Linked DNA regions of Homo sapiens: region 2 is linked to region 1. Evidence: chromatin loops called from intact Hi-C (ENCODE). Cell type or tissue: dorsolateral prefrontal cortex. All regions are shown on one strand.

Region 1 (2,500 bases):
TCATCCATCATTTGTGTATGATAAAAAGACAGTGCGGTTCTCAGTAGTCAAGTGCTCAATAAAAAGTAGCCATTCACAGAAGACAAATTTTACATATTCTCACTCATTTGTGGGAACTAAAAATTAAAACAATTGAATTCATGGAGATAGAGAACACAATGATGATTACCATGGGCTGGGAGGGGCAGTAGGAAGTGGAAGACATTGGGGATGGTTAATGGGTACAAAAATATAGTTAGATAGAATAAATAAGAATGTGATAGCACAACAGGGTGACTACAGTCAACAGTAATTTATTGTACATTTAAAAATAACTAAAAGTATAATTGGAATGTTTGTGACACAAAGAAATGATAAATGCTTGAGGTGATAGATACTCCATTTACCCTGATGTGATTATAATGCATTGTATGCCTGTATCAAAACATCTCATATACCCCATAAATACACACTCCGACTATGTACTCATAAAAATAAAAAATAAAATTTAAAAGCAGCTATTACTTTTTAGCTTTTATGAGATGCATAAGCTTTTTAACTAGAGTAATAAGAAATTACGCAAACATGCATAAGTGGAAATTATTAATGTTTCTTTGACAAAAATGTGAGATTGCTTTTATTTAAGGGACATTGTTAGTATGAATGCTTCAAAAACGGAATCAATAGTCATCCTACATTAAATCCAAATCGGTGTACTCTATACATCTGCCTACGTGTCTGCGTAAGCATGGGTGCTCCCCAAATTCCTGTAATTTATAAGAGCTATTTAATACTTACTTTCATTTTTCCTTCCCCACTCAGTTCTTTCATTTCTCCCGAATGAATCAAGGAGAAATCTCCCAGGAAGGCGAAACCTCTGGACCACCAAGTCCTTGAAGTAGGGCGACCCACTGCCACAGTTTTAATGGGAGTGTCCCGGTTTTAGCACTTAATAATCTCATGACCCGGGAGCTCCACTAGTCTTCTGCAAACTGCGATGGTGGTTTCCTCTACCTGGGAGCCTGGCAGCCCCACCAGGCCCTACAGGATTACATCTGTTGACTGCACTCAGTTTTACTTCATTGCAGGTGGTGTTTCTTTCCCTTGGTAGAGTTCTTTCACTAACACCCCTGTGAGTCTTGTCAGATGTGATTAAACTCTGGGCAACACAAATGGAATGAAAAGAGGGAGGTGGAATTGTTTTTTTTTTTTTTTTTTAACGTGAGATAACTGACAGGTAAGACTTGAGATGAACCGGGGGGTTAAAGAAGGGTATGCGTGCCTCTGGGTGCTTTGCTATCTATGTGCTCACACATAAGAAGGAGTATGTGTAATGTACTGAGGAAGAGACCTTGGGAAGCCCGACCTGGGCAGGAGCCCCTGGAAAGTGGGGGAGGGGAAGGCAGCCGTGGCTGCAAAATTGAGGCACACAGTTTCCCATCACGGCCTCCAGAGGGCGCCATCAGCCCGCAGTGGTTCTTTGCCTTTTGAGGGCGGGCAGAAGGAAGAGGATCCACCTGGAGGATGGGTAACGAGAGCTGCAACCCACTTCCTTCAGGGCTGGGGCATGCAAGAACGAGGAGTGGACCGCTCGCAGTGCTTGAATGTCCTCCTTGTTAACCCCAGCTGGGATAAGCACCTCCGCCTCATAAGATCAAAGCTCTTTCATTCCTGCTTTAACTTTGCCAGTTCCCTTTACTTCGGAAAGAATGAGAAACCTCATCCTAGCAATCCCAGGGATCTGTGCCCTCCAGAGGAAGATCTCTGCAAAGCTGTTTACAGCGGGTTGTTTGGAGGCCAGCTTCTCTGGCACGGCGCGGTGTCCCCGTGGAGCGTTTCCAGGGCGCGGAGGCCCTGGGTCACCAACTCGAATGAATAGTGAGTGAGCTGATTGCCGCTCCACGCTGATGGATGTATATTTGTTACATTTGAAGTGTTCTGAGAAAAGAACTGCTTCTGAAAAGAAGAGCTTTGTGTGAGCACAGTGAACATGAAGGGCGAGATTCCAAAACCTTTAGGAGGGTTTTCTTTCTATGCAAGAATGAGCCACAGAAAGCTGTTCCCAGCATCCTCTGCTAATCTAGGAACACCTATGGAAAAGCGTTGTCCCGGTCTCAATCCCAGGGATGGGAATCAGGAAGCACAGAAGCTGCCATCAGAGCCCAGGGCTGGCTCTGTCATTGCCCCTTGGGTGACCTGCCGGCAAACCGCTAGAGAGCCGAGCCTCAGTTTTCTCATCTGTAAAATGAGAGCCCGGTTGTAGGGTACCCAAGTTCCCTCCCAGGTCTGGCACTTCCTGAGGGTCCTATTGTTCACCATAGAGCTAATAATGCTAGTTCTCAATTGTTTTGTTCTTGGGACCCCTTCACAAATCTTAAAAGTACTGAGCCTCCCCCCACCCCATGGATCTGTGGGGGCTTCTTTTGCTATTTGGCAGTCAGTACTAATCAAACTAACTGACATAGAAGAATTTTAGCTTATACTTCATGTGTCTAAGGCTCTCTCCAAGGGCCTTCTCTCT
Region 2 (2,500 bases), 91 kb after region 1:
AATCTAGCCAGTGGTCTATCAATCTTATTTATTCTTTCAAAACCCCAACTTTTGGGTTCACTGATCTTTTGTATGGTTTTTCACATCTGAATTTAGTTCAGCTCTGATTTTGGTTTTTTTCTTCTGCTAGCTTTGGGGTTAGTTTGCTCTTGCTTTTCTAGTTCCTCTAGTTGTGATATTAGGTTGTTAATTTGATACCTTTCTGACTTTTTGATGTAGGCATTTAGTGATGAAGGCACTGTACTTCTCTCTCAACACTGCTTTAGCTGTGTCCCAGAGATTCTGATATGTTATATCTCTGTTTTCATTCATTTCAGATAATTTCTTGATGGCTGCCTTAATTTCATTGTTTACCTAAAAGTCATTCAGGAGCAGATTGTTTAATTTCCATGTAATTGTGTGGTTTTCAGCAGTTTCTTAATATTGATTTCTATTTTTATTTTGCTGTGGTCTGAGAGTATGGTTGGTATGATTTCAGTTAGAATTTATTGAGAATTGCTTTGTGGCCAAGTGTGTGGTCTGTGCCATGTGCGGATGAGAACGATGTATGTTCTGTTGTTGTTGGCGGTAGTGTTCTGCAAATGTCTGTTAGGTCCATTTGGTCCAGTGTTGAGTTTGGGTGCCAAATATCTTTTTTAGTTTCCTGCCTCGGTGATCTGTCTGATGCTGTCAGTGGGGTGTTCAAGTCTCCCACACTTACTGTGTAGTTATCTAAGTCCCTTCATAGGTTCCTAAAAATTGTTTATGAATATGGGTGCTCCAATGTCAGGTGCATATATATTTAGGATAGTCAAGTCTTCTTGTTTAATTGAACCCTTTGCCATTATGTAATTCCCTTCTTTGTCTTTTTGATCATTGTTCCTTTAAAGTCTGTTTTTTCTGAAATAAGAAAAGCAACACCGGCTTTCTTTTTTTTTTTTTTTTTTCCTGTTTGCTTGAGAGATCTTTCTCCATCCCTTTACTTTGAGCCTATGGATGTCATTGCATGTGAGATGGGTCTCTTGAAGACAGAATACCTGAAACACTCCTATGCACTTTCCAAGGTGCTGCTGAAGTGTAATGTGTTTGAAAAGCCCTTCTGGATGCACTTAGAGAGAATTAATTATTCCTTCCCCAGAGCACTCATAGACCTTTGTACGTGCTCCTGCTATAGTTCCTTTTCACACGTGCTATGCTGAAATGCATCTTCTGCTAGAATGAGAAATCAACAAGAGTAGGAACTGTTTCTTAATTGTCTCAATATCCTCAGAGCCTACCTACACAGCAGATATTCAATAAATGTTAATAAGATGACTACTGAAAAGATGACTACCTACCTACACAGTTCCTTTTCACACGTGCTATGCTGAAATGCATCTTCTGCTAGAATGAGAAATCAACAAGAGTAGGAACTGTTTCTTAATTGTCTCAATATCCTCAGAGCCTACCTACACAGCAGATATTCAATAAATGTTAATAAGATGACTACCGTACTACCACCACTAGAGGGCAATGTAACCGAGATTACTATACACCACAGGTGCAGTTCCAGATGAATAACGAAAGTAACTTTTTAAAAAATAACATATTTCTCACATATTCTTTGTATTTTTCCATGCATTTTAGTCAATTCGGTATTTAAGTTTGAGGAAACATTCAACAAATGTAAAAAGAACACTTGAAACAGAGGCTAAGTGCCAGAGTGCTAAAGAGCATAAGGATTAATTGCCTGGCCTGGAGAGAAAAAACTACAAAATACAAATGGGATTGGAGATGGGATTCATCTCAGACAGAAAGCAGCTATCCTAATAAATTAGTGCTGTATGTTCTCACATTCTCAGAATGCTCCATCCTCCACGTTAACCACAAGGTGGAATTAAGCATCATTGTATCTAACAAAGAAATGAATTACAAGGAAATAAACATTTATGAGTGCTTGTAATTCAGTAGAATACAAATCGAGTGTAACTTTCAATTTAAGAAGTTTCTGTATATTTATTTCTGGAACATAGCAATTCTACAGCTGGCTTTCCTTCTGTTTAGATTTCAGACCAGTGATGAAACAAGAATTCAAGGAGCAAGTTTCTTTCTTTTTTTTTTTTTTGAGACTGAGTCTCACTCTGTCACTCAGGGTGAAGTGCAGTGGGCAATCTTGGCTCCCTGCAAACTGCCTCCCAGGTTCAAGCGATTGTCCTGCCTCAGCCTCCTGAGTAGCTGGGATTACGGTGCGTGCCACCATGCCCAGCTAATTTTTGTATTTTTTAGTAGAGACAGGATTTCACCATGTTATCCAGGCTGGTCTCAAACTCCTGACCTCAAGTGATCCGCCCACCTCAGCCTCCCAAAGTGCTGGGATTACAGGCATGAGCCATCATGCCTGGCCTCAAGGGACAAGTTTCTGATGTGACATTTCTTCTGTACAATGTAAATAAACTTTAGAGGAAACTCCACTCAGTGCCATTTCCAGGGCAACAGATGACACCTCCTCTGTGAAACTTTTCCCCACCTTTCCAGCTACAAA

Evidence for each region. A loop is a pair of places that touch in the nucleus more often than their neighbours do. Peaks named below come from ENCODE experiments on the same cell type or tissue, not always from the same donor. Only the 100,000 strongest peaks of a DNase experiment are listed, where the experiment ranks them.
Region 2: a loop joins it to region 1, with 3 times the contacts of the local background. A loop is called at or near these places in 48 of 110 quality-filtered maps.

Annotation. Positions count from the first base shown.
Region 1 is chr10:91,296,998-91,299,497 of GRCh38, forward strand. No RefSeq gene overlaps it. Among named protein-coding and RNA genes, the nearest start is that of PCGF5, 78 kb to the left of the region's middle. In dorsolateral prefrontal cortex, CTCF peaks have their summits at 1,432 (motif pointing right) and 1,634; DNase peaks (open chromatin) are centred at 1,444 and 1,804; H3K4me3 peaks cover 1,115 bases; H3K27ac peaks cover 965 bases.
Region 2 is chr10:91,388,323-91,390,822 of GRCh38, forward strand. The region is part of intron 3 of HECTD2-AS1 (HECTD2 antisense RNA 1); the gene reads right to left. Among named protein-coding and RNA genes, the nearest start is that of HECTD2, 21 kb to the right of the region's middle. In dorsolateral prefrontal cortex, CTCF peaks have their summits at 1,507 (motif pointing right) and 1,711; no DNase peak of the experiment used is centred here; H3K4me3 peaks cover 446 bases.